3 separate regions of the Mus musculus genome follow, and all the other regions are linked to region 3. Evidence: chromatin loops called from intact Hi-C (ENCODE). Cell type or tissue: gastrocnemius. All regions are shown on one strand. Links, peaks and the distances in the headings refer to the core of each region. The heading gives the core; the rest is flanking DNA.

Region 1 (10,009 bases), core at 343-5,342, 70 kb after region 3:
ACTTGTTTTTTCCTCTCACAAGCCCCTAGCAAGACTCTTTTTTATTTTATGAGTTTGACTAGTTGGGTAGGAGTCTCATATAAATGAAACTATACAGTGTATGTCTTTCTATGAGTGGTACAATTCACTTTGCATAATGCTGTCCAGTTCATCCATGTCCTACAGGAAGGAATTTCTTGAATTGCATTCCTTGTATATTAACAGTACCTGTTCTTTATCTAGTGTACTGTTAGATATTTAAGGGAATTTTGTTTTATTTTTCTGGCAACTTTCAAAAGTCACCAAGGGGAAGTAAGGTGTCACTTTTTTCACTGTCCTGGATTTTTAGACGACATGTAGATCACTGACTGGCTGTCTTACAGACTTATACTGGGGTATCATGCTGGTCCTATCTCTAACCATTCCTTCTCATACTTCTGCCCACTGAGTTCACCGAAGCACATATGCACAGCTTTTGCAACATGCCAAGGCCATCAGACTTCCTGCCTTCTGCTTACAACTTTAGACTGAAGCCCCACCTCTCCATGCCATCAGCATGTGGCATGTGACCCACAGAATGGTATAAGTCTGCTTATGTGCCTCATCTCCTTCCCCCTGCATTTCCCACTATAATTCCCCTGCCACACAGGCTATGACTTTCTGAAGGCTGTGCACATGTCCTAGCCATTTCTGTTTCCATCTGATTGCTGGTCGACTCTACCTGACACAGGAACCTCAGGACAGATGAATTGGACCACTGGAGAAATGAGAACTGAGTTGTAGTTACAGATAACCTCACACTCTTCGATGTAAGGCAGCAGGAATGAGCAAGGGGTCAGGGATTCAATAAACCAGGACTGATGATTTGATGTGCTATGTCCCTACTGTGCTGTCAATTCTTCTCTAGACCCCAGAGTCCCATCATGACTAGAGTATGCTACATTCAATTTATTGCAGTGAGCGCTGTGCTGGGTGACATATGGACAGCTTTTCTGGCTAAGTGAGAGGTCCATGACAAGCTGACCTTGAAGCTCAGACATTCCTTGGACTTCTCTGAACAACATAAAAGGGGTGATGATCCATAGCAAATTGTCACTGAAGCATATTCTCTGAAGTGTGATTTCTCACTGAAAAATGTCCAGACAGTAAAGCACTGTCTGCAACCCAGAAATGGTACCATTTATACGACAGGCTTGATGTGGACTCTGATCACTGGTCATCTTCCCAGCTAGGTGAAATTGTGGCTTTCCTGAGAAATATTATTTAGGCTGCACTGGCCTCAAGGGATACTAGGCTCCTTTCCATTACCCACTGTGCCTAAGAGCAGAATCAGTCAGTAAAAACCTTGGTTAAGCAGGGGGATACTGGGTCTGTGCCACAAGCCTATACATCAAATGAGAGTAGACGAAGAGCTGATGTCAATGACAGCAGCTTTGATTACCTAGTACGTGCTGGACATAGAGCCTGGTTGTTCTTGTAGGAGCCAGGCAGGAAGTAATAGGCAGGACAGCAGAAATACTGCAATCGTCTTTTAGATCACCTTGTAGCCTACCAAGCCCCTTCCCACAGAATTTAAGAGGCCTAGTGAGCCCAGGCACAGAACTCTGTAGATAAAGTCAGACATTATCTTCCCTGGACTACAAAATCCCAGAGTAGAGTCTGTAGCACTGGCCTCATGGGACTTATTGTGTCTGGGAATACCTGGCAGATATCAGAATACAAAAAGTCGGGAACCAAGAGGCCCTCAGGACTCTCTTCTCTGAGTCAGGGCTCTAATTTAGAAATGGAATAAATGGGAAGACATCCAGAGCTAAAATTGCCCACTCGTTTGTCAGGCTGTTGGAATGCAAGTGTGGTGGCAACCGCCAGGGCCACAATGCTTTGCCACCCAGACAACAGTTGTGATTCTGCTGTGTCCTAGCCTCATGAAGGGATAATGAAGTACCCTGCTAAAAAACAATTACTCAATATGTCTTTTCTCCCCCAAAATTTAAAAGCCAGAAGCCCGAGCTCCAGCTTCCCTTTGGACATGGGACATTTTGGCTGGCACAAGAAATATACCAAATCCCTCCCCGGTGTCACTCTATGTCCAGGCTGAGGCTCATGTGATGTTTACGCCTCACCATGACCCATTTATAGCTGCCTTACTCATAGTCACTGTGATCCCACACACATCATATGGGAAATGGAGTCGACTCAACACTCGTCTGCAAAACACTTGTCTGCATTCGTTCCTTTAACCACACACTCTGCGGGTGGTGTGGCAATTACCCCCTCCTGTGTGGTGCTAAATAATACAGCCATAAACACAATGACACTCAAGATTAGTGTCACTCAAAGGCATTGCCTTGAGCTCTGGTTTCATTTGCAATGGCTGACCATACACTCAGAGCACACTGGTTCAAGCCTTCTCACTCATTGTAGGGTTAGCAAAAAAATTAAGACAAGGTCTTGGCATTTGTGGAGTCTTCTAGAGTTTACAAGGTACATTGAATCACAGTGTCCTATATGGTCATCATGACCACACCATGAGGTGAGTAGTACAAGCTACAGCAACAACATGTAAGGGACACCACAGACCCACAGACAGAGAAGGTGTGTGTCATTTATAACTCTATCTGGACAAACCCAAGCCCAGAGATCTTTTTAAAATCTGAAACAAAGACTCATAAAGTCAGTGCAACAGAACTCTACACCAAATATTAGAAGTGTTTTACTAAGTATGTGACAAACTCTTCTCTAGTAAAGCGGAACTCAGTAGCCTCAGGGGGAAGGAGATGGACAAAAAGGTAAGTTGAGGGGATGGCGGTCTCAACAAAGATTTTTTCCAAAGATGAAAAAAGCCTTTGATATCATGTGCACCTTAACACTCTGGGCCTAGAGACAATGGTGATTATATCAAAAATACCCAGAATCCTCTTAAAGATGTCAAACAATGGTCTGTGGCAACCATAGGTTCTAGAACAATCCCAATGATAGCCAATGTCTTGACATATATAATTATTGGAAAAATGAGAAAAAAAAAGTGGGCATCCCTGCTTTCTTTCATTAGCACATGACTGAAAACCTTTGTCCTAGAGACCACCTTAAAGCCGACTGACTCTCCTATGGTAACACTGATCTTGATGAGCAGTTCAAACTCTCAGCATTCAAATAAAAAGTATGGCTTTGGGGGAATTGTAACTAGCTAAAGGCTGGGAGCTCTTTCCCCTATGCTAAATTATTTTTTGAAACTTCCTTAAAATGAGAATAGGTAATCTGCACAGGCTGTACAGCTTGGTGTACATTCATCAGTCCAGCAGTGGAATAGCAGATACAAAGAAATAGATCTGTAGTATATCAAAAATTTGACTTATAGGACTGGAGGGATGGCTTAGTAGTTGGTGCTTGCTGCCCTACCAAAGGACCTAGGTTCAGTTCTGAAGACCTGGTTAGGTTTCCAGTACCCATGTCAGGGAGCCCTCAACTGCCTATTAATTAAAACTCCAGGGGATCCAATGTTCTCTTCTGACTTCTGCATTCACATGTGTGCACCCCTAACCCCACCATATACACATGCCCTCACACACAAATTTAAAATAAAATTTAAAAGTAAATCTTTTTAAAACATTGACTTAAATGTTATTGTACTTGTTCAAATGAATTCCAATATTGAATAAATGAGTTTTTCATCTTCTCAGAGTTTAGCAGAATTTTAAAAACTGTACAAATAAATGAATGCCAGATGTATAGTTTGTTGGGGTTTCTCTTGTTTGTTCTCATTTTACTTTTTTTTTCCCTTGAGGCTAGACGTTGAACACAGGTTCACACACAGGATAAGAAATGTTCTACCATTAATTTATACCCCTATCCTCTTTGACAAGTGTTACACCCTCACCCCCCTTGATGAGTATTTTCTCTTAATTTATAGGTAATCTCCAAGTTACAGTGGCCTGATTTAAATTTTCTGCTAAAATAGTAATCCTTTCAGGCCTTTGAAAAACAGTAAGAAACCACATGTCCAATAATAGTTCTATTAGGAAAACTAGCACAGCTACTAGACAAAATACAAGAAATACAATGATATGATGAACAATAAATGGAAATTTTAATACAAATAGTATTAAGAGTGCATTTCCTTTAACCATTGATTAAGATGTCAGTGTTTTCAGAACTCAAAAAGGTCAATAAGCTGAAGGGCCCAAGTGAGGACGCCTCAATCCCACTTGGGAAGAAGAATGCAGTCACAAGCAGAGAGGGAGGGGGAACCAGCTTGGGAAAGGGGGTGAGGGAACAGGGGAACTTGATCTGGTATCCCTGTTTGGGTGGGGGAAAGAGACTGAAGCCCTGAGGACCAGCAGAAAGAATGGAAACAGGAAACCTTAGGAGGTAGGAGGTGGGGGGAACCCTCCAGAATGCACCAGAGACCTGGGAGGTGAGAGACACTCAGGAATCAAAGGGAGGGACCTTAGATGAAATGCCTGACAGTAGGGAGAAGGAACTTATAGAGCCCAACTCCAGCAGGAAGACAGGGCATCAAGTGAGAGATGGGGTTGCTATCCCACAGTCACAACTCTGACCCAAAACTCTTTCCTGTCTGAAAGAGCTGCAGGGATGGAAATGGAGAGGAACTTAAGGAAAAGGAGGTTCAGCGACAGACCCAAAGTAGGATCCAGATCAAGGAGATGTCCCAAGGCCTCACACTATACTGAGGCTATGGAGTACTCACAAAAAGGGATCTATCATGACTACCTTCTGAAAGACCCAACAAGCAGCTGAAAGAGTCAGAGGCAGAAATTTGCACCCAAGCAATGGACAGAAGCACCTGACCCCTGTGGTTGAATTAGGGAAAAGCTGGAAGAACCTGAGGAGAAAGGCCACCCTGTAGGAGGACCAGCAGTCTCAATTAACCTGAACCTCAGAGATCTCTCAGACGCTGGACCACCAGCCAGGCAGGATATACTAGCTGATATGAGGCCTCCAACACATATACAGCAGAGGACTGCGGGGCCTGGGTTCAGTCAGAGAAGATGCACCTAATCCTCAAGAGACTGAAGGACCCAGGGAATTTAGAGGTTTGGTGGGGTAGGGGGTGGGGACATCCTCATGGAGACAGAGGGCGGGGAGGAGGTATGGGATGTGGAACAGTCAGAGGGTTGACCAGGAGGGGGATAAAATCTGGAGTGTTAAAAAGAAAGATTAAGGAAAATACGTAATAATAAAAAAAGAAAGATTAAATAAAAAAATTTTTAAATGTTAGTGTTTTGATTCCCAACTTGTAGGAGATCTTTATATAACTATACATTTCATGGGGCGGGGTATCTTTTTTACAGACATTTCTCATGCAACTCATACAAGCTTGAACTCATCATGTAGCTGAGAATGGCCTTGAATTTCGGATGCTTCTGACCAACCTCTCCAAAAAATTACAGGTTTATGGTTGTGGAGTCTGATCTTATGGCTTAATGCAAGCACTCTACTACTTGAACTCCTGTCCCTAAGCCCCTTTTCTTGATACGATTGTCTGTTGAATGTTGGGTATTTTTTTAAAAGATTGTATTTAATATATATATATGTATATATATACACATATATACACATATATACATATATATGTGTGTATATATATATATATATATATATATATATATATATATATATATATATATGATGATGATGAGCACACTGTAGCTGTCTTCAGAGACACCAGAAGAAGGCATCAGATCCCATTACGGATGGTTGTGAACCACCATGTGGTTGCTGGGAATTGAACTCAGGACCTCTGGAAGAGCAGTCAATGTTCTTAACCACTGAGCCATCTCTCCAGTCCCTGTTGGGTATTTTTTAAGTACAAATATTAATTATCTAGGATTAGGATGATTTGTATGGCTATCTAAGAAACATAAGTGAATGTCTTAATCCTCCACATACTCCCAATCATTCAACTATTTTAAAAGCTAATTATGAAGATTACCTTTGAAGATATCAGAAAAATATTTCTTTAGACAGGGTCTCTCCACTAGATGGCTCTGGCTTTCCTGGAACTCTACATAGACCAGACTAGTCTTGACTCAGAGCCTTGAACTCACAGAGGTCTGTCTGCGTCTGCCTCTTGACTGCTTGGATTAAAGCATGTGATACCATGCCTGCTTCACCAAAATATTTTGACTACATAATCTTAAGAGTTAAAGGGTCAGCCCACACACCTATGGTCACTTGATCTTCGACAAGGGAGCCAAAACCATCCAGTGGAAGAAAGACAGCATTTTCAACAATTGGTGCTGGCACAACTGGTTGTTATCATGTAGAAGAATGCGAATCGATCCATACTTATCTCCTTGTACTAAGGTCAAATCTAAGTGGATCAAGGAACTTCACATAAAACCAGAGACACTGAAACTTATAGAGGAGAAAGTGGGGAAAAGCCTTGAAGATATGGGCACAGGGGAAAAATTCCTGAACAGAACAGCAATGGCTTGTGCTGTAAGATCGAGAATTGACAAAAGGGACCTAATGAAACTCCAAAGTTTCTGCAAGGCAAAAGACACTGTCTATAAGACAAAAAGACCACCAACAGACTGGGAAAGGATCTTTACCTATCCTAAATCAGATAGGGGACTAATATCCAACATATATAAAGAACTCAAGAAGGTGGACCTCAGAAAATCAAATAACCCCCTTAAAAAATGGGGCTCAGAACTGAACAAAGAATTCTCACCTGAGGAATACCGAATGGCAGAGAAGCACCTGAAAAAATGTTCAACATCCTTAATCATCAGGGAAATGCAAATCAAAACAACCCTGAGATTCCACCTCACACCAGTGAGAATGGCTAAGATCAAAAATTCAGGTGACAGCAGATGCTGGCGAGGATGTGGAGAAAGAGGAACACTCCTCCATTGTTGGTGGGATTGCAGGCTTGTACAACCACTCTGGAAATCAGTCTGGCGGTTCCTCAGAAAATTGGACATAGTACTACCGGAGGATCCAGCAATACCTCTCCTGGGCATATATCCAGAAGAAGCCCCAACTGGTAAGAAGGACACATGCTCCACTATGTTCATAGCAGCCTTATTTATAATAGCCAGAAACTGGAAAGAACCCAGATGCCCCTCAACAGAGGAATGGATACAGAAAATGTGGTACATCTACACAATGGAGTACTACTCAGCTATTAAAAAGAATGAATTTATGAAATTCCTAGCCAAATGGATGGACCTGGAGAGCATCATCCTGAGTGAGGTAACACAATCACAAAGGAACTCACACAATATGTACTCACTGATAAGTGGATATTAGCCCAAAACCTAGGATACCCACGATATAAGATACAATTTCCTAAACACATGAAACTCAAGAAAAATGAAGACTGAAGTGTGGACACTATGCCCCTCCTTAGAAGTGGGAACAAAACACCCATGGAAGGAGTTACAGAAACAAAGTTTGGAGCTGAGATGAAAGGATGGACCATGTAGAGACTGCCATATCCAGGGATCCACCCCATAATCAGCATCCAAACGCTGACACCATTGCATATACTAGCAAGATTTTATCGAAAGGACCCAGATGTAGCTGTCTCTTGTGAGACTATGCCGGGGCCTAGCAAACACAGAAGTGGATGCTCACAGTCAGCTAATGGATGGATCACAGGGCTCCCAATGGAGGAGCTAGAGAAAGTACCCAAGGAGCTAAAGGGATCTTCAACCCTATAGGTGGAACAACATTATGAACTAACCAGTACCCCTGAGCTCTTGACTCTAGCTGCATATGTATCAAAAGATGGCCTAGTCGGCCATCACTGGAAAGAGAGGCCCATTGGACACGCAGACTTTGTGTGCCCCGGTACAGGGGAACGCCAGGGCCAAAGGGGGGGAGTGGGTGGGTAGGGGAGTGGGGGTGGGTGGGTAAGGGGGACTTTTGGTATAGCATTGGAAATGTAAATGAGCTAAATACCTAATAAAAAATGGAAAAAAAAAAAAAAAAAGAGTTAAAGGGTCAGAAAAGGATGTTCACAGAAAGAAAAAAAAATAGCAGATCTTAAAGAACCCATTTATAGGCTATTGTAAATCATTCCTATGTTGTGGGCATTTTTTTAAAACTCAAAATAGGATCTCAAGGTTGGCTGTCCACTAGACTCACCTGGAGCTTTGTTTGTAATCCCAAAGCCCAGGTTGCTCCTGAGCAATTACACCAGACTCTCTGGGGGTTCAATCAGTTTCTACAGTTTCCAAGGTACTCTAACGTGAAGCTAAGGTTGACAATCACAGGTCTAGAAGGTCTACTCACACTTCAATGTCTAGATGCCCTAGAGATCTTATTAAACTGCAGATTCTGACTATATAAGCTCTGGGGATGGAGCATGAACTTGTTTATGCCCCCTACCTTCCTAGGAGGTGCTGTTGTTCCATGGAGCACGCATGAGAAACAAAGAGTTTAGTGAGGTGATTCTGACCAGGGCTTGCCAGAGTACCACAGACATGTATGAAGGTGCCAATGGCATAAGCGAGCATCCTTGAGCAATCCCCACAGCAGAGTTGTCTGGCCCCAAAGTCAACAATACAGAGAGGAAAGACAAACCCCAGTCTGGAGAGAGCTGTCTCTGGTGGGGGGGGGGGATGTTTCCAAACTTAAGCCAGAACAGAGCATTTGGTCTCTGGTGTAATAAAAGGTTTCTTCTGGGAAGCACTGCCAATAAAACCTGAGAGATTTTCTGATAAACTTAATGAGATTAAGAGTCCCTTCTGGGAAATTAGATTTACCTGCTTTGCTAAATTTGCCTTGTAATAGAGTTTAATGATCACTTGTACCCAGACTCACAATGTTTGCTAGCCTTGCTTTTTATTCTCTTATTCCAAGATTTGAACAGTATTTCTGTAACCTCTTTAAGCTACTGTGAAATAAAGCGTTGATGAATGCTCGGAATCAGTGCATTAGAGAAACTGCTTTAACACCCTTAGCCCAACCTGCCTGAGCTCCTGACTAGAGATTTGGTCGTGGTTTCTGTGTATCTGTTGTGGAAAACAACTCAGCCTTCAAATCTCAGCTCTCCTTCTTTCTTCCTGGGCACCCTGGACTAGTTATCTAACCATATGAGCCCCAATTGGTTTTTGATTGATTGATAGAAAAATAACAGTGTCAAGCTCATTTGATGGTTGTGAGGATAACGCATCAAGGCATTTTGAAGACTGCCTCCCACATAGCGTGAACTGTGCTATTATTCTCAAAAATCCACACAAAGCTTATAAATCAATGCGTTCTTCCTCCTCTGTTTTCCAAGCAAGATTTCCAGTCTGTGTCATCTCAGCTTCAAGCTCTTAGTGATGTTGATGGTTGAGAGAGAACTAAATGTACTGAGAGAAGAAATGAACAGAGTAAACTGAGGGCTTGGCAGCCATTAAAATGGCTCTGCTGTCATGCAAACCTGTTGACCTGAGTTCAATCCCCAGAAGACACATGGTGGAAGGGAAAAATAGCCTCCTATCCTTTGATCACCACATGAATGCCACAGAATGTGTGTTCCACATACATATGCACTCTCACACACAAGCGCACACACACACACACACACGACCACCACCACTACCAACAACAACAATAACAACAACACAAGAGCCGCAACAATAATAGTAGTAGTAATAAATGAAATCATATTTTTTTTAAAAAATGAGTGAGCTAAAACTAAATTAAAGGAAAAAAGGGACTTAGGAACTCAGTAGAAAACTGAATTTCTCAGGATAAAAAGGCATTTCAATTCCAAATCTCCTTATTCCATGGAAGTCTGAAGAAAATTCTCATGGGTCATGAAAACATTACCCGTGTAGCAGTAAATGTTAGACAGCTCTTAACTGACAGGATTCTGGGGCATGCAGTGAGAATTAATACTGAGCACTTATCTGTCACTTCAAAGGGCCAAGAGAGATTTTACTTTAAATGATGTGGAAATGGACAGACTCTTGGATCCCATGGCTTAATTTTGAACAGGGGAACTAGGCCTTGTGAGGGAGATAGATCCATTCCTAACAATTTAACCATTAATAAAACCCTACTATAA
Region 2 (10,009 bases), core at 4,811-9,810, 62 kb after region 3:
GTCTGGCGAGAGGTGGCATGGGTGCAGGGGTGATGCCCTCTCCCTCCTCCCCTGAAGTAGCAAGAAGAACTGACTCTGGGGTTATAAGGACAGGAGAGCTAGCCCTGCTCCATCACTGGCTGTAGCACTCAAGAGAGAGGGCCTATACCTTGCCTGGGCAATAAATAGAGTAAAGCTGGCCCGATAGCAAAGACACAGGTGAGCCAACCCCTCACAGGCTGCAATACTTGCAAGTGTGAGACCCAGACATTGACTGGGCAGCACAGTGGAGCTGGTTCTGGAGGGATGGGTGTGGGTGAGCTATCCCAGAGGTCGTGCGAGCAGGAGAGCTACCTGCTGATGGCAGCATTGGGTGGACTAGCTGGAGCAGTGCTGGAGAGCTTGCTCTAGTGGTGCAGATAAGCAAGAGCTCAGCTACCACCCAAGCCCAGATCCAGGGCTCTGAATTGGCCCACCCCAACATCTATATCATCTGCAAATGGTTGAGACATATGAAAGGACCTGTTCTGCTGATTCAAGGCTGCAGGCTCTCCATGAATCAGAGCAACAATGGGATAACCAGGAGGAATCCCAGTGAGCATCCAATATTGATGGTGTCACAGAAGCCAGGAACCTAAAACCAGATCAATGACTCATCGCACTGAACATCTGCAAGTGAAGATGTGTGGACAAAGGGGTATTCTGTGGGACACACTGTGACATAGTACAACTTTCACAATGAGATGCTTTCTATGTGTTTTGTTGTTGGTGGTGTGTTTTGTATTTTGGTGAGGAGGTTTGAAGGGTGAAGGTCAGATATCAGAGGATGAGATGAGAGGGACTGAAGTACATGATGTGAAACTCACAAAGAATCAATAGAAAGTTAAAAAAATTAAAAAGAAAAGAAAAAACTCATGGGTTATACTACTGAAAAATAAAAATAAAATGCATGCTGGGTCCAGGGAGATCTGTTATGCTTTGCATTTTACAGGTGTGAAACTACCTTCCTTCTCATGGTCCCTTCTCCCCCATACTACTAAAAAGCCTTGCTTTGCCATCCTGTGATCTTGGAGCTTCCCAGGGACTTGTGGACCAATGTGCTCAACCACATTTCCATTGCTGAGTATCTCATTCCGGAAGTCCTCTGTGGCATCATTACCTTACCTGCTGTTTTCACCACGGAGCCTATCAGACTGCTATTTGGAGCTTTTCCCACTTCCATCAATTGCACATGATATTCAAGTTTTCTAGCACTTTCCTCCTTTCCATCAATCTATTCAAGGATACTTTCATATTAAAATGGTAGTTGGGTTCCAACATATGTACAGTTTTGGAATATGTTGCATAAATAAAACTGAAGGGCAGGCTAGAATACTTTGGGGCCATGGGCTTTAACCAAGAGGATATTGCATTGTGGCTTTCAAATAATCCTAATGTTGCTTTTATAGGAAAGAAACATTTGTGTCTCATCAATTGTATGTCTGGTGACACATTTATCTTAAAAATAAAAATAAGCCTTCATAGTGGTTATAATTCTGTATATTAATTACATATAGAGAGGTAGTAACATTCTATATTATCTTTAAATGTATATGACCATAGATGACATCACTTCATGACTTTATCTCTGCATTATAAAGATGAAAATGTAGTTTGGAATAATTCAAATGTAGATACTCACAGCCAACCATCTGACTGAGCATGAGTACCCCAATGAAAGAGCTAGGGGAAGGGCTGAAGAAGCTGAAGGGGATGACAACCCCATAGAAAGAATAACATCAACTATCCGAATCACTCAGAGCTTCAGAGACTAAACCACCACCCAAAGAGTACACACAGAGGAATCTGTGACTCCAGATACATATGTAGCAGATGCCTTATCTGGCTTCATTGGGAGGGGAAGCCCTTGGTCCTGTGGAGGCTCAATGACCCAGCATAGGGGGATACTAGGGCAGTAAGGCAGGAGTGGGTAAACTGGTGGAAGAGCGCCCTCATAGAGGCAAATAGGAGGGGGAGAAGAAGGATAGAATGGGGGGTGTGGAGAGGTAACTGGAAAGAGGATATCATTTGAAATGTAAATGAATAAAATGATTAATAAAATAAAAAACAATAAATAATTTTTTTAAAAAAAGAAAACGTGGTTTGGAAAATATACAGAACAGAAAAGCTTATTGGTAAGATTAGGTAAAGCAGGGTGTTCTGCAGAAGTTCCAGTTTTTAAATTGTCTTCATCTCCAGAATCATTTCAAAGTCAGTACCTATGGGAATAAAGTCTTGAAAGTGCCACTCTCCTGACCAGTAGGTGTTAGACCCCTCAGGAATTCATAAAAGGAAGACAGCAGGGATGGTTTCCTTTGGTTTGCTTCCTAAACGGAAGTGCCTAAAAGTGTACAAATGACTGAAAAATGTTGTTTTCCTAGAACACATAAGACTTTTTTTTTTAGTCCATATTGCATAAAGACCATAATGGGCTTTGTGGCTCCTCCATATTCTCCAGGCTTCTACAGCTCAAGGACAGATGTTCCAGCTACCAATCTGTCAGCACGTACACACGTTTGACTGAGAGCTTTCCTGGCTCTGCACAGTGCGCTTTGCCCAAGGTGAAAGGTAACCCTCAATCAAAGGGTTGGAGTTGGAGTGCAACCACCTCAGCTCCTTGATTCCACGGCTGGGATCTTTAGAAAGCTATTGACTGAGCTGCAGATAAAGTTGTGAGAGCACCCACAGCCATTTTTAAGTGATTGTTACCCTTTTCTCCCAGTGCAGCGCCAGGAGCTGAGAGACTCCACTTCTGCTCCATGCTGGCCCACCCCGAGCCGAGAGCTGCTGGCAGAGGACTACGCTGTTGCTGATCACAGTGGAGTAAAGAGCACAAATAAAGGATTATGGAAGGACTGGGGCCTGAGTCACCTCAGGTCAGTTCCAGGTCACATGTGCCTCTAGACTATGTGACATTTAGATATCCCAGGTCACCCCAAGACAGATTATACTCTAGTCCTCTTTTGGCTTCATGACCTGTACTTGGAAGCTCTTGTGAATCCTCCTTATCCTTCAAGAGAAAATAGATGATGAATGCTCAATGGTGCACAGAACGGGCATGCTTTCCTACTCAGCCACACCAACAAGAAGCCATTGTGTCTTGGGTAATGAACCAAAACTCTGGCTCTAGGAGCAAGTCATTCTTTCACCATCTCTCCTTTCCCATCTCGTTCTTTCTTCCCTCTTCTCCATGACCCCTTTCCTTTTCTTTTTCTTTTTCTCATTCTTTCTCTCAGATTCTCTTTTTATTCCTTTGGCAGGGGTCTCACCATATAGGGCTGCCTGCCTGACCTGGAACTTAACTATTTAGATAAGCCTGGCCACGAACACAGACCAATCTGCCTGCCTCTGCCTTCTCAATACTGGGATTACAGACATGGCTACCTCATTCTGCTTGCTGTATCAGGCATCCCAAGGAAGTGTCTCCTGTCTCGATCCTCTGTTTCCAGAATCACAATGTGTGATTTCAGCTGGTTCACTAGAATCAAAAAGTTGGCAAATAACCATAGTATTTGAGGACCAGAGACTGTTACATAATCATCCTTTGGTGGAGACAATGAGGTCATATGTTTGCCCATCTAATTGCTGATCAGGGACACGTTTGATTGCAAATAATTTCCTCGCTGGCCCACAACTTAATTACTAAGTGTCTGAATCGACAAAGCTTTTAGATGTAGGTCTTGCCTAATGGTGCATTTGTTAGAGATCATTGCCTTCATTTGGCCCCTAAATGAAAGGTCTCGGGGATATGACGGACCACTGCCAACACTGCTCCCAATGACCTCATATTGGAAAATATGCCAATTCCCACGGTTTATTCTCTAGCCAGCAATGGGCTTTATTGTTTATGTCCAGGGCCAAAGAGAATGAGCGCCTCGGAATGTCAGATATTGGTAAAACCTCTGGTGGAAGCACAATTTTGGGGAAACTTGGTGTTACTCAACCTAGAGAAAAAGGTTTCTCATTCCCAGTGTCACAAGGAAACTCGGTTGAGAGAAGTCGAGCAGGCATGTGCAGCCTTTCAGCATTTTCACCCAATGTTGTCATCTCCAGAGTTCATGCTTGAGAAGCACACAATCAAATCATACATACAAAAAGTGTTTTAAGTAACTTTATGATTTTGTGTTAGCCTATATTCACAGCTATCCTGTGCTAAATGCAGCCTGTCAGTCATGAGTTAAATATACGTGGGAAGAAATAGGCAAGAGAGGAGTCTATGGGTAGGCACCCACACAATAGAAGAGGACCTAGCTAGAGATGGAGGAGTCCCATGGTTGTCCTACTTAGAGTAATTTCTCCAGCTTAAGTGCTTCCCCCCATCTCATTAGACATACAGGAAGGTAGCTTGCATAGGATCATGGATGACATTAGTGTGTTCTACAATGCTGTTGAAAAGAACTTCTCAGAACACTGCCCTGTCTAGAGCAATGTAGAAGAGCAAATGCTGAGAAGTCAGGGTAGAAAGGCAGGGCAAATTATGGAAACCCAGAAATGTCCACCCATAGATATTCGAATGGTGATTTAAAAAAAAAAAAAGAGGTACCTCACTCCTGGACAACTATCATCATAGCCCTAATGGCTTGTAATGAATTCAAGACTCAGAAAAACATTAATTTTTGAGGGTTATAAATTTCCTTTTTGGTGTTTTAACTGTTCAAAGTTTAAAGAATCTTGCTCTATGTACTATTGTTATCACTAAAGACCGCTATGTTCTTTTCTATTTCTTCAATTGCAATTTTCAATAAACGCAACAAGCTTTTAAATAATTGCAATGAAGTTGAATTTATCTATATGATTTTTAGAACACTAAACAAAGACCTAATCTCCAACACTAAGTGGAAACACCCAGGTCTTGATGAATGTCTGGCCTTCTAGCAGTTACAATGTCTCCCTTGGCCTCTTCTGATGCTCATCGCCTCCCACCAAATGTAAGAAGGCTCAGTCTGAGGCCAGGAATCTTTGTGGCCAGAGCCTGAACACAGCAGCAAACAAAAACAAAGCCACCCATGAAGCCTTCCTTGTTTCACTTGGTTGTGTTTCTTTCTAAAGCTTGCCATTAGGGATAAATGGAGGGGATTTGTAAAGGAGCATGGACTACATATTAGTGTATTCTACAATGCCTTGGAAAAGAATTTCTCAGATCACTGTCCTGTCGAGTGCACTGTAGATGAGCAAATATTGATAAGTCAGGGTAGAAAGACAGGGCAAATTATGGGGACCTGGATGGAGAAAAGAGCCTCTCACCCCCATGTCTAGTTTAAAGACTTTCACTGAGCAAGAACTCCAGCACCATTTGTTGTGAACGTGACCAACCTAGAATCAACCTAGAGACACTTTGTGATGAAATTGCAATAAAGAAGGTTCAAAGTGGAAAATATTAAACCTTGAGTCAGGTCTCATTCTTTTCCCCAAACATCATCTGAGAACTTGGTTTACTAATAAAATGTTCTACCTTCCCACATCCCTGAGATCTAGATGGCGACCTTATGAATTGTAATCCTGTCAAGTGCTCTTGAGAGCTATCCTAAGTTTCTGTTTAGATTCCTTAGCAATACTTTGAGGATGATTGCTTTTAACCCTCCCAAAATCCTAATATGACTATTGTAAAACTAAAATGAACTATGACTATCTTACAGAAGGTCGTAACCATGCTTTTGAGTATGCCTTAGCTTTCTTTCTGAGTGCCTCTTTCTCGATCCTCATGCTTAAGCCCAATGGTTAAAATACCTTACAAAAAAAACCAAACAAACAAAAAAAATCAAACAACAATGAAACTCTGTTTTATATTGAGTAGTCCTTAACTTCTTTACTTTGTCAAAACCACAAATCCCGGTTTGGCCTGAATTGAGGTCTCTAAAAGATAAAGGGGACTCCTCAAGCTGCTTCAGGCGACAGAGTGGAGTTGTGCCTCCTTCCCTGTCTCCCTTGACAATAAAAAGCAAGAATAGCTTCCAGAGAATTGTGGATCTTCCCTACTTTTGTATCCTGGAGCCCATCAGCCACCCACACAACACAATGGAACAAAACCTACCCTAGCCACCTGAACTCACAATCCTATTTGCAAATGAGATTTCAGAGTGCAGGCCCGCATGTGCTTGGCAGCTCATCTGCAGGCATTTGAAGCCCAAGGGCAAAAGCCTTTCCCCTTGGAATCTGTATCTTAATACAGCCTCACTGAGATGGACGAGCTGGTCATTAAAAAAAAAAAAAAAAAAAAAGAGCCTTGTTATCCAAAAGTGTGGTTTCTATTAGTCAGTGGTGTCCCATAATTATTTTTTTCAGGAGAAGTCAAATGTTAACGGATTGATTTTTTTCTCCGTTAATAAACAAGCATAGAAATGAAGGTTGTGAGGCCCAGAGTATCCCAGAAACACAAAATGATTGCTTAACTGAGGTTGCTTTGCTTTTTCCAAAGAACACCTTTAGGTGATGACACTGTCAAGGCTGTAATCTTACCTTATGGCTGAATCCCCTGTCTTGTAATCAGCATTTTTTTTCATTTTTGACAGTGTGATTTGCTCTCAGTACAAGATCTAAACAAGTTTGGTCATTTGCTTAGAGAAATAAAAATGAATTCTGTACATGAGCTCTGTGGGTTTTCCTAGCCTAGCAACATACTGGTGGCTTGCAGTCTCCTCTAGTGAATGCTCTATGTGTGGCTTGCTGAATGAATACGTGATTGTGTCTGAATGTTATAATATATCCCCGCCTTCAAAGGAACACCGAGATTTCATTAATGCGTGAGTCAAAGAACAGCAAAGGGCCACACTGATGCATACATCCAGCATCAGGTTAAAATCCCAAGGGGGCACCAATTAGCAAGTTAAATGCAGTTTCTATTTCAAGCTAGATTGCAAAGCAATGGGATAATGCCACAGGCCTTTAAAGGGAATGCATTTTAATTGATCCACCTGTAGTCCTTGAATCCAAATGAGCCCTCTTCACATTCCCAAGGGGGGAAACCCTAATTCTAGGTCAGCTCAAGAATGTAGAAGAGTATATTTCACAGGATGGCACATTCAAATTAGTAGTGTTCTTTCCATGGGCCTAATCATAATGGAAAGCTTGTTTGTAAATCCTCTAACTGCTTGGGTTAAAAAGTGAGGGATTCATTTAGGTAATTGTCACCCACCCCCACCCCACCCCCCTGCCCTGGGCTTTGCCACTAGAATAGCACTGCCAGGTATTCAGTGAGTAACCTTGGAAACAAAGATAATTACTTTCCAGTCTTCACTCTCAGTGTAAAGATCACACAAAATGAGGAGTGGGAATGACTCTGTGTGGGCCCTTTTTCTGACGGTTGCTGTTCTGCAAAGAGAGAATTTCTAAGCATCTCGGCAAAGTCCTGGATCCAGTTGGGCCCTCTCTTTACGTTCTCGATCAAGCACCACGGGGAGGAACAGGAGCAAATAGGAGAGTGTTTTAAGCAAGGTGCTCAGGCAGATGAATTTGCTTCCCCCAGAACATTAAGTTCCCTGGGCACATCGTGAACATCCAGGAAATGTTGGTAAAGTGAATGCTGTATTCAGATTCTACTGAAAATCATACCATTGCAGATCTGTGCTGATAACTGGGCATGGTACCATGCTACTGCACACAGTACTGTTTCTAGGGTTGGTTTTTTTTTCCCCCTACAAAATCGTCAACTACTTGAACTTTGTTTATCTTTCATGGAAAAAGTTTATAAATGATATGTTTTTTCTTATAAATACTTGACATGAATAAGCCTGACTCAAGATGATTTCTGTTTGGGGGATGTGATCTCATTATGTTATCCAGGGTAATGTTGAACTACTTGGCTCCAGCAGTCCTCCTGCCTCGGGCCTCCCAAGTGACTGACACTACAGGTACAAGCCACACTATCAGTTTGATTGATGTATGCATGGGAGTTTGTTTGTTTGTTTTGCTGGGGACCAAACCCAATAGTAGAAAAATTCTCTACCACAGAGCCATATACACAGCTCAAAATAAATATTTTAAGAACTACTTAGTTGTAAAATATGTGAATTTTGAAAATGGTAACCTCATTGAAAGGAAAGATTCCTCTTTTCCTATAACATATGCACTGTCCAATGATTAATTCAATATGGAACTTTCTATATCATATAGATAGTGAAATTGAAACTTAACAACATAGCATACATATTAAATTCAAAGCTCTCCTAAATCCACTGAACTTGTCTCATAGCTTTACTCTGTATTATGCTGCAAATGTGCCTTGAAAGACTTTATTAAAAGGTGAAGACAGTTTTTATAACACTAAACCAGACTTTAATTTTGAATCAGAACATAGATAATCTATATTTAAACAAAGTGAGCACTGAGGTAAATTTTATAGCCCTAGTCAACCATCCCAGAGAGGAAGGAGTGAGACAGCCTGAGGCATCACAGTCGCATATCGTTTAGGACCTGCTGTGCTTTCAGAAGACAGGCTGGCACAGTTTGATGTGCACTACCTAGTATATGTATACTAGATGTAGATGACCAAGATAGACCACAGTCTGGCAGAACACCTGGGAGCCCAAGTAGGTGGGAGCCAACAAGATAACCAGCCAATCTTTCTTTCAGAAAACAACCTCTATGGAATGGAAATGCAAGAGAGTCTTTTCCACTTGTGACATTCAGAAGTACACAGGCAGTGGGTTCCTCTGAAGCAACTAGAGCAATTATTCAGCTCCAGAAATACTGCTAAGATCTGTTCATACAGGGTAAGGAGACACGTTTGTTTTTCACATGGTCTGGCCCCTCACTGTGAGGTTGCTCATATGCTTCATCTTGGGTTATAATAGTAGTAGGCATTAATTAAATATATCCCCCTGCCCCTCTCCTGTGTCCCCTCCCCCTCCTCCTCTCTTTGATTCAGGGCCTTGACATGTATTCCAGGCTGGCTTTAACCTAGTGATCCTGCTGCCTCAGCTTACAAGTGGTAGTATACAGGCCCGGCACTGCTGTCTGGATAAATCTTCATATTGGCAGGCTGTACAGTCTGCTCCCTTTGCACAGCTATTGTGTGATCAGTCCCTCCCTTCTCTTCCTATCACTCAGCTTTACTGGGTCTTAAAATGAACTCTGTTTAATCTGGAATATAAGACTATTGATCCTTCATGGAACAAAAATGCGTTCAACGTCCAGGTCATCCTCAGATGGGAAGTAACATCAGTACAAAATTACCCATGCGATATTTAAGCTCATATGCAATGATCAGCCAGCGTAGTGTTTTCCATAGCACCTAATAACTCAGAAGTCCCCACATAGGCAATATGGGATTGGACTGCCTGGTACATATTTCTCTCTCCTTTAGGGAACATGTAGCTATCTGAAGGTAAGAAAATTAATTTGATAAAGATTCATATGTTACATTTACTCAAATATTTATTTGAACTCATAAAAAGTTAATTGAGATAATTTAAAAGGTGAAGAAACCATTTCAAATATTGACCAAAAGACCGTGGGAAGTAACTTAAAGTACTTAACATCAAAATCACTGCTTGCACGTTGCCATCCCCCCCTTCATAAAAATCACATCTCTCCTCAAAACCACACTTCCCAGGTTGTAAATTCGTGTGCTGATTTGCTCTACAAGGTGCCAAAAATGTAGCTAAAGTGAGAAATGCAACCAAGTAAAAGGAAGAAATATAAATGTACAAACAGGATATTTTTGCTAGAGTCTTGGGCATTCAGGAGGTTTGTGATCATCATACAAATGTATAAAATGTTCAGGAAGTTGTTTATTTCAACCCATTGTTTTTTCTCCCTTGGAAAAACACGTCAACGCTGCAAAAGAAAAAGAAAACATATCATTAGGGATTTTTTTCTCTTTAATTGTATTAAGATATGACTAACAAACAGAAACTGTATATTTACCATGCAATGTTATGTGATGTTTTGATATATGCATACACCATGAAGTGATTAAATCAAGTTAATTAGCGTCTATAACAACTCACACATTTTCTTTTTGTGGTTAGAACACTGACAATCTACTCTTAAC
Region 3 (10,009 bases), core at 1,923-6,922:
GAGCTTACCAAGGTCTCCTCGGAAACCTTGAAACCTCAAGCTATCTTCCCACTGACCTGACCTAACCTTAAAAACTTCACCTACCCATTCCTTTTCTGTGAGCCTTTGGGGAACTAAGAGTGAAACCACCAAAACCAAGCTAATTTTCTTCTTACAAATGTAGTATATTGTGGTTAAGTGAAATATATATAAACTAATAAGCTGCCAGTGTAAAAGCAGATGAGGACAGGACAGAAAAATTAATAACCAAGAGTTGTTCCTCAAAGAAATGCTTTTTCTGGGTTTTGTTTTTCCCTCAGTTCCATGTCAATACGAAACTGTCAAAGCAGAACTATAACCATGGCTCTGCACCATAATTTTTTTTCATTTTTTCTCATTTTTTTCATTTTTTTTACCATTTTTCTCGGTACAACTATTCCATACTGTTTAATGAAGGTGTGTGTATGTGCACACACACACATACACACACACGCCCCTTCACAGTTTCATCAAATACTGTCTACTGGGCCTATTATTACAGCTATTGTAGCCAACAGTTTTCTGTGGTTTGTGTGTAATTAGTTGTACATTGTTTGGGAGACATGAAAATATTCACAGGTACTTGAAAAACACTTTATGGAGAGAAATAAGGTCCTATTTTATTTTCAAATTCCACCTCTAGGCCAGAATGAGTCTGTCTTTCTGAAACCTCTTCAGTTAACTAAAGCTGGCTCATATCTTTGCATTTGACCATTCCTGACTGACATTTGCAGTTGAAGGGGAATAGTTATTCTTTGGCCAAGGCCTTGTTCACCTCCTTACCATTCAGAACTACTCTATAAAAGTCCTCTTAAGGGAACAAAGCAGTGCTCTTCAGGCAAGGTCAAGAACAACTTTCCCTTGGATCCTCTGAAGCCTGGACTCACCTATTCAATCCAACACTAAATCTGGCACCTCTCCAGTCTCTCCCTCCCTTGTCTCCTCCCTACCCTCGGGTAGCTGCAGCACTGCACACTGAAGGCCACTCCATGCCCAGGGCAGCACACAGCCTATATCTTCCCAACGGTCCAGGTCCAGGTCATAGCCCACTACGTTCCGGGTTGGCACCTGGCGTGAGTCCCGCCACTTGAGACCACCCAGCAGCAGCACTGTCTCTTCCACCACAGCAAGTCCATAGCAGAAGCGGTCATAGGGTAGCGACCGCAACCGAGTCCACTGGTCTGTGCAGGGGTCATAGCGTTCAATCTCAGAGAAGGGCTCATATCTCCCCAAAAAGGCAAACACTGCACCTCGCAGCACCACAAGGTAGTGCCCATAGCGAGCTGTGCCCATGGGTGCCCTCTTGCTCCACACTCTCTCTCCGGGGCTAAGGGAGTACATATCCCGGAGGCTACTTGTGCCTCCTTCACCTCTCCCAGCCTTGCCCCCGGAGATGTACACAACACCATGATCCCCGACAGCACCTGCGTGACCATGTACTGCCCGAGGTAGCTGTCCAGCTGCCATCCAGCGGTCCCTGCGAAGGTCATACATCTCCACTGAGGCCAGTGCCTCACCACAGATGCCCAGGCCTCCGACAGCCAGGAGACTCTCACCTACCACACCACACCAGAAGTAGGCCCTTGCTTCTCGCATGGCAGGCACCTGTGTCCAAGTGTGGAAGCGCGGGTCATAACGGTGCACTAAGGCTGTGATTGACCTTGAGCCGGCAGCCAGGGAACTAGATGGGCTGCCAGGAAGGCTCTCCCCTCCAAGGACAAATAGGAAGTTGCCAGTGGTACATACACTGTGGCCTAGCAGTGGTGTGGGCAGCTGTGTCAAGCTGTGCCAGCTGTGGTTATACACGTCGAAGGACACCACATCCTGGGTGAGCTCCCACTCCTTCTCCTCCATCTCTTCCTCCTCCTGTCCCTCCTCTTCCTCTGGTTGAGGTGCAGGGTGCCGATTCTGAACTACCTCTGGTAGGCCCATGATCTCCTCGGTAACCATCTCCCTAGCTCTGAGACCACCAACTAGCAAGATACGGGTCTGGGGACTCCGAACACTAGTCTGTTCTCCCTGCAGAAGCGGCTGGCTGGAGGGTGCTGTATGGTAATTGAGGGCCTGGATGATGAGGCTTTTGATCCTAGTAGGTAATATAAGACCGGAGCCCGAGTATATGCGCCGCAGCACACCAGCAGGCACCAGGCCAAAGCGGATGCATCCAAGCAGTGTTGAACTATGTGCCAGGCGCTGGACCTTGGGTTCCTGCTGCAGCCAGGCTAGTGCCAGGCCCAGCAGCCGCGTCTCAGGCACCCGTGCCACGTCAGGGGCGCCCAGCACAGCTTTCATTGATATAGGATTGAGTTCCAACAGCCCCGAGGGGCCAGTGCCCATCAGTAACAGGCCCCCCAGGTGGCGTACAATACAGCACTCCGCTGCACCTAGGGTGCGGGCCAGGCCAAATCGAGCTGCCACATTGGCAATGAAACAGCAATTCTCTGGGGCAAGCTGGCGTTCCAAGTAGTGGGCACACAGTCCCAAGGCCTCGGTGACTTGCAGGTAGCTGGCAGCCTCCAGAGTGTCCTCCACAGTGTCCATGGAGAGGGGCAGCCAGGCAGTGTAGATGAAGTCCAGCAGGCGCTGTAGGCCGGCCGCTGAAGGCACACGCAGGTGAATTACGCGAGCCCGCGATTCCTGAGTGTGACTCTTGAACAGGGCCCTGAAGTAGTCGCTGGAGCACGCCAGAAGTGACCTGTGTGCTGGGAACTCACTGCCCTCGGCCTCCAGTGTCACGTCGCACAAGAAGCCCTCAGCGCGTAGGGCCTGGTAGCCAGTGAGAAGAGAGCTGCCGTGGGTTTTGCAGTAAGACAGGAAGTAACTCATGATGCCCAAGGCGGGAAGCTGGGATGGAGCCAGCCCAGCGCGGCTGGAGGCATCCCATAACACGGAACCCCCACCTCCGCTGTCCAGCTGCTGAGCCCCTAGCAAAGGCTGATTTTTGCCTGCTCAGCTTAAAACCTAAGGTTCCTTCATCCAGATTTGGCTGTTGCTCCGTGCCCCTCTCAGACAAAGTAAGATGTAGAGACAATTTCCAAAAGCCTCTAGTAGCAGAGGGTGTGGATTTCGGAGTCTTCTCGGTATTGCTAGACTTGTTTTCAGCTGGTGAGCATGACAGCGCGTTGCCCAAAGCCGCCTCCCCTACACAATTTGGGGAACCCACACTTGCACACCAGGGGCGGCGGTGGCCGCGCACCATCACCTGGAGAGGTCGAGGGTACTGAATCTCCAGAAGGCCAGATGCGTGGATGTGGCCCTATTGTGGGTGCCCCAGGACAGCAGGATGGTGGCTCTGATCGTGGCTGCTCCGTAGACACTCGCACAGTCCGAGGACAACTGGCTAGGGGGCTGGGGGGTGAGCTTGTTCTGAGAGAACGATCAAATCAAAGCCTGTGGCACTGGGGGGAGAGCAGGTCAGCTTAGAGGATTGGGAGCGTGATTGGGCGCTGTACATAACAAGCCGGTAGCTCACAGCGACAGGAATAGTGCTCGCCTTGGCCGGCTGGCTCTCGGGCGACCCGCCCCGCCCTGCGTCCCAGCTGCTGGCTGCGAAGCGCACAAAGGCTCAGCAGGAAGCTTCCTGAGCCAGGGCAATGACTTCTGTGACCTGACTGGCCTCCAGGAACCGCAGGGAGGGGGCGTCCCTTGGAATGCTGAGCTGAGGGAGGGGTGGCAAAAGCTAAGGAAGGGCCCAATTCCCTTGGGACTCTTGTCCTGGTAATGTGTTGACAGGGATACCTGGCTAGGCTGGAGGCCCTTTTGGTGCCCCTGTGCATGGGAAAAGGAGCCTCAGGCTCATCTTTTGGCTTTGAAGAAGTTCTAATTAGTCGGGAGCAAGCTGGGATTAAGAGGCAATTTTGCGCACTGACACCTAAGAGGAGGCCTCTGCTCAGAGAAGACTCTAGGAAGAGCTAAACCAGAGAGAACCCCAAGCTCTGGGCCAAGTTCTTGTGCCCTGTGTGAAATTCAGGGGCACTTGCCCTTCCTAAGGCAGGCAGAGTCTCCCAAGCTGCCTGGTTTTACATTCCAACCCCTGCCCTCTGACCCCAGGGGAGCTAGCTCTCTTGGGTACTCTTGCGCTTATGAAAACCATCTCTTTGCAATGCAGAGAAAGAAGTTATAACTAACTCGAGTTTTCTTTCTTTGAATGACAACTCCTCAAAAAAAAATGTAATTTCTTCTAGTTTCCTCTCTGCTTTCCCATGCTCTGATCTAATGACTGGCTGCCACATTCTCAATGCCAAGACAAGACAATGGGCAGTAAAGTTGCAAGGCTCAGGACAGTTGTGGTTTCTGGGGCCCCTCCCTACAAAGTGATTTTTATAAGAAACACCAAACAGAAATGGTGACTAAGAGCACCCTATTGGTTGCCCGAATCCTGCTCTCGCATTAGGAGTTCATTAAGCCCTCTTTCTTGCCAAATTACAGGCTTCAGTTTTGTTTTGCTTCCAGCTAGAGTTTGTCTTCCTGGATTTCGAAAGTGGCCCCTCCAGCAGTCCTGATCTAGATGAGTCTTTCAGACCAAGTTCTATTTCACAGAAGCAAAAAAAAGAAACAAAAACAAAAACAGTCCTAGGAAAGATAAAAAGGCTGTCATTTCCTACTTGGCCAGCCGGGTCTCCGATTACATATGATTTTTTAATTTCATAAAATATTAGTAAAAAATTCTGCTGAGCTGAAGAGATAGCTCTGCACTTAAGAGCATTTGCTCCTCTTGCAGTGGTCTTGGGTCCAGTTCCCAGAACCCACCTGGTGGCTCACATCCATCTCTAACTCTACTTCCAAGGAATCCAACAAACACCCTCTTCTGGCCTCTGTGCAGGCACACAAGTGGTGCACAGACACACACAAGCAAACCACTCATACACATAAAATAAAAATAAATATTTTAAAACGTGATACTGCTGCCAAAGACAGAATTAAGCTATAACTTAAATTGCCAAACTATGGAGTGTAGGTAGGGCTGGGGTTGTACTCTTAAAAAAAAAAGTTCCAACAGAAAATCCTAATGTTAGAGGTACAAATGGATTCAGGGAGAGTGTTGCTCCTATGGAGATGGAGGATGGCATTAAAATGTGTGGTTCAAAAGTGAAATATAAACTTGGTGCAGCGGCACGTTGCCTTTACTTTTAGCACTCAGGAGACAGAGGCTGGTGGATCTCTGAGTCTGAGGCCAGCCTGGTCTTCATACCGACTTCTAGGCCAGCCAACCCTGCACAGTGAGATCCTATCCAAAATAAAAGGTGAAATATGACTATGGTTTATTTCACACAATTCTCCATTTTAAATGTAAATGCCCTTCACTCAACCTAGTCAAATTTTGCTAGAAGGAATTTGGGGGAGTGTTAAACCAAACCTTGATCCTTTCCTCCAAAATCAGGTTTCTTTTTACACAAATGTGGCAAATGCGCTCCAAAGAAAGAATGCTTTGTCTGGATGGCTTGAATATTGATGTATAGTTTGGCCAAGAACCCAGGGTTGCCTTTCTACTCTATTATGTGACCTCATGTATGATAACAATCAAATCCTGCAACATGCTTTACTCAGCCTCTTACTAACCTTAAAAGACTTCAAGTGGTTTTTGAAGAGCACATTGTTCCCACCTGTATTGAACCCCACCCATCAGAACTGCCCATGACAGTGCATTGATATTCAAAATGTCACATTACAAAAGTAAAGATGCTGTAGAAACTCTTAAAACTCTCAACATCAAAATTCCAGTTTTGCATAAAAATATTGTGTTTAATTGCTGGCCCAACCTAACACGTTTTGCCAGAGAAGATGTGACGGCGTGTGTTAACTGAAGACATTTTTACATTATGTGTGCTTGTAAGATCTTGTTTAGAAAATGTAACTGTCAACACAAGAAAATCATTGTCATTTAAGTAGCAGTTGTATAGTGTTGGTATTTTTATTTCTGTGCAATATTAAGTAATATTAAATAAAATTTAGTCTCTCTGTGTTTAAATTGTGATAGATGTGTGTCTTAAATTGTTATCTTGGTCTGTTACTTAAAGGGGATACTGTATAAACAAAAAGAACTCCTTGTTCACAGTTCTGGAAGCTAAGAAGTCAACATTCAAGGCACCAGTGCATTTAGTGTCTAGTGATGACTCTCTACTGTGTAGAGATGGTACCTTCTTGCTGTATCTTACATGGCAGAAAGACAGACGGCATTAATCCCATCATCAGGGCAGAGCCCTGTAGCCTACTCACTTCCCAGAGACCACCCTTCTCAAAGGTATTATGCTGGAATACTAAGCTCCTACATCTGAATTTTGGGAAGACACATATATTCTGACCAGAACAATAGGGTTTCCCAAAAGCTTGCCTTGTAATCCAACCTGAACACACAGTGCTGATGGGAAGTTGAAAAAGGAACCATGAGTTGTCCTCTCCGCACTAGACTACCAACTCCTCAGAGTGGGGGCTGCTTCTTGAACTTGTCTTGGTCTTTGCCACAGTGTTGTGTTGAACAAATGTGGTGGGGGAGGGGAGGAGAAAGTCTTGAAGGTTTTGCTCTCTACCCTCTTGCACAGCTGTGGTCCAAGACACTTCTCAGTAAGGCCATAAGAATCAAACAAGTGACCACAGATGGTGTTGGCTACGGAGTCTGAGTGGATGCGACCCTTCTGAGAGGGCATTATTACTTTGTATACCACCTAGTACTGCTCTCTTGCCCCGACCCTTGAATCAGAACAAACCTACATGGCTCTCACATGCACTACTGCCCACCTTACTGAGACAGAGTACCCCAAGGACTTAGTGTGGCCAAGTTTCTACTGAAAACCTAGCTCCATTCCTCAGCATGCCCACTGAAACTCTGCTATTTTCTCTGAACCTTCCACTGCGAGGCAGGCCTGTTAACTGCTGTTACCAATTCGCTCCATCCATCTTCATCTCTGTAAGAAAACAGAGAGCTCAAGTTCTTCAAGCACCCTTCTCAAGCACACTTCAAGCTGCAGTGCTACTTACCCCCAGCACTCCACTGCCCTGAGCTAACCTGTCAGAAAACAAAAAACAAAACCAACAAAAACCCGGGGACGAGCCCTGCTGATATGTTCCTGAAGTCATAGCGCTGGGATGTCAAGCCAGGAGGAGCCCTAGAGCTCACTAAGCAGCTAGACTTTCTAAGTTGGTGAGCTCCGAGTTCAGTGAAAAACCCTATCTCTAAATATAATGTGAAGGCAATTAAGAAAGCAACTTGACATTAACCTCTGGCCTCCAAACGTATGTACGCATACCTACAAAAACATGCATACACCACACACACACATACACACCAAAATGTTATAGATATTACTGTAATCTTTCAGGAAGCAAATTTAAGATGAAATTAAGATAATTTTATAATTAATATAGAAAATACCATCCAATTCATCCATGTGAAGGTTACTAAAAGGTTATCTCTTCTCATTTACTATCACTGGCCCTTTTCAATCACACATGCTTCCTTGCAACACATGGTTTTTGGCAACTTCTATGGAAAGCCTATTATTAGAAATTGACACACTAAGTTTATTGTGGAAAAACACAATAACAATCAGTAACACACATGCAATTAAAAAAAAAAAAACTCCCATATGGTTTTCACCTTTTTCCTGAAACGACTTTTGTGTCTATGAAATGTGTTTTCTTTGTGATATGCAATTCCAGAAAAAAAAAAAAAAGGTGATACTGTAAAGCAAGTATCTTCTCCATCTCTTAAACCTTATGAAAACTCGCAGTACCAGGGCTGGAGATGGCTCAGAGGTTAAGAGCACTGGCTGCCCTTTTAGAATACCAGAATCCAATTCCTAGCACCCACATGACAGCTAACAGGCATCTATATCTCCACTTCCAGAGGCTCCGATTCCCTCTTCTGACTCCTTTGGGCACTGCATGCACTTGGTACTTGGCTGGACATGTATCTGTGTATGTACAGGCAAACCCTAGTACATAAAAGTAAAATAAACATCTTTTTAAAAGAAAAAAATAAAGAAAGCTATCTCCCAGATTTAAAAAAAAAAAAAAAGAAAATGTAATAAAGGAGTAGTTTTCCTGCACTATCACATGAGAAAAAGTTAAAAACCAGACATTTTAGGGCACGAGAGATGGCTCAGGAGTAAGTACATTTAACTGATCTTTCGAAAGATCTGGGTTTGATTCCCAACACCAACATAATGCCTCAAAACCATCTGTAACTCCACTTCCAGGGGATCTGAAACCCTTTTGACCTTGGACACTGTACACATGTAAGGCATATGTGAAGGCAAAACACCCATACACATAAAATCAAAATAAATTGAGTCTATTGATAAAAGAAGCAGTCCTTCTCAGCCCATTAGAAACTCTAGGCCTGGGGCCTGTGTTCTGTCTAACAAGTCGTCCCAAATTTCTACTATATCCTGAGTTTACTATTCTGAATAATAAGTTTTTCTGGGTTTGATTTCAATGTTTTCCCCAGAGAGGGCTGTCTTCATCCATTTTTATCTGGCCAACAACACGATATCATACTTCACCATCGGGATTAATATGCAATAACCGATACCTATGGAGACAACCCAATCACAGCAAGGAGGAAGCCCATTTATTTTTAATTATGAATACATTGTTACTCATTTATTTTTTATTGGCTATTTTATTTATTTACATTTCAATGTTACCCCCTTCCCGGTTTTCCCTCCAAAAACCCCTATCCGACTGTCCCTTCCCCCTGCTTCTATGAGGGTGCTCCCCAACCCACTCCCATATCACCACCCTAACATTTCCCTGTGCTGGGGCATCAAGCCTTCAAAGGATCAAAGGACTCCCCTCCCATTGATGGCAGATAAGGCCATCCTCTGCTGCATATGCAGCTGGAGCCATGAGTCCTACCATGTGTGCTCTTTGGTTGGTGGTTTAGTCCTTGGGAGCTCTGGGGGTACTGGCTAGTTCATATTGTTGTTCCTCCTATGGGGCTGCAAACCCCTTCAGCTCCTTGGGTCCTTTCACTAGCTCCTTCATTGGGGACCCTGTGCTGAGTTCAATGGATGGCTACGAGCATCCACTTCTGTATTTGTCAGGCTCTGGCAGAGCCTCTCAGGAGACAGCTATATCAGGCTCCTGTCAGCAAGCACTTCTTGGCATCAGCAATAGTGACTGGGTTTGGTGGCTCCATATGGGATGAAGCTCATTTATTGTAAAGACCAGAGGTTCTCCAACCCAAAGAAGAAAGATTAGTGACTTCTGCTCCTTGTCATACAGATTCAAAATAGGAGCTCTTATTTTTGCCTTTCTCATCTTCACTGGAGGACAGTGTTGATAATGCCTTATTATTATAAGCAGACACAGCAGATTATGACCCATTAACCCACATGTAAAATAACGTAAAAAGCACTTGATTGAATTCTCAACTCTGAAGTTGGCAGTAGTCCCCATTTCCTATCTAGATGCCCTATTTTCAAAGGCTCTTGAATGAATCATTAAATATCCAAAGAAGCTAATCAAAGGATATCGGGTCTGGAAGAATTTTTTCTCATATATGGAGTAGGTAAAGGAGCTAGAGGATTCAAACCGAGAGAGAGAACCCCTAGGAGTCAATAACCATGAATTTTAACTTTCAGAAGAGCAAGAGGAAAGCAGAGATAATCTCCTGGCCAGAGTGCAGAATTAGCAATTGGATTTTACATTGCCATCACATACTTATAGAACCTAATGACAATTTAGAATATTGGCGCAAAACAGATATAGAAAATGCTGAGCCATAAGGTAGATTATATGAAGCTTGAAGAACATAGAGAACTTGTCCAAGGGAACACAGTTTAGTTTCATAAATCTAGTTGGAACCACATATGTGACTCTTCCATCTCTTTATCACTTCAGGGTTTCATATGATCCCAGAGATTTCCTTGTATCCCCTTATGAGCAGAAGGCCCTGGCTACATGAACCCTCCCCTCGTTTGTGCCTCTCCCAGGAGCCACCCTCAACTATTGATAGGCTGGACGGTGGTCAGTATGTAGAAAGTTCCCT

Evidence for each region. A loop is a pair of places that touch in the nucleus more often than their neighbours do. Peaks named below come from ENCODE experiments on the same cell type or tissue, not always from the same donor. Only the 100,000 strongest peaks of a DNase experiment are listed, where the experiment ranks them.
Region 1: it touches region 3 in a loop (4-fold over the local background); 4 of 42 quality-filtered maps call a loop at or near these places.
Region 2: a loop joins it to region 3, with 2.0 times the contacts of the local background. A loop is called at or near these places in 4 of 42 quality-filtered maps.

What each region holds. Positions count from the first base shown.
Region 1 is chrX:157,740,126-157,750,134 of GRCm38, reverse strand. All of the region lies in intron 4 of Smpx (small muscle protein, X-linked), which reads right to left. Among named protein-coding and RNA genes, the nearest start is that of Gm15169, 15 kb to the left of the region's middle. In gastrocnemius, for the core only: no CTCF peak of the experiment used is centred there; no DNase peak of the experiment used is centred there; H3K27ac peaks cover 3,169 bases.
Region 2 is chrX:157,751,955-157,761,963 of GRCm38, reverse strand. It overlaps Smpx (small muscle protein, X-linked), which reads right to left. Exons shown (of 5, transcript NM_001252591.2): 5 at 9,373-9,792. Gm15169 (a long non-coding RNA gene) reads left to right here and starts at 2,216. Exons shown (of 2, transcript XR_003953114.1): 1 at 2,216-2,894; 2 at 3,279-4,784. In gastrocnemius, for the core only: no CTCF peak of the experiment used is centred there; no DNase peak of the experiment used is centred there.
Region 3 is chrX:157,811,270-157,821,278 of GRCm38, reverse strand. It overlaps Klhl34 (kelch-like 34), which reads right to left and starts at 2,844. Exons shown (of 1, transcript NM_001081667.2): 1 at 219-2,844. The coding sequence starts at 2,844. The coding sequence ends at 910. In gastrocnemius, for the core only: no CTCF peak of the experiment used is centred there; DNase peaks (open chromatin) are centred at 2,821, 3,252, 3,571, 3,991 and 2 more places; H3K4me3 peaks cover 1,929 bases; H3K27ac peaks cover 2,016 bases.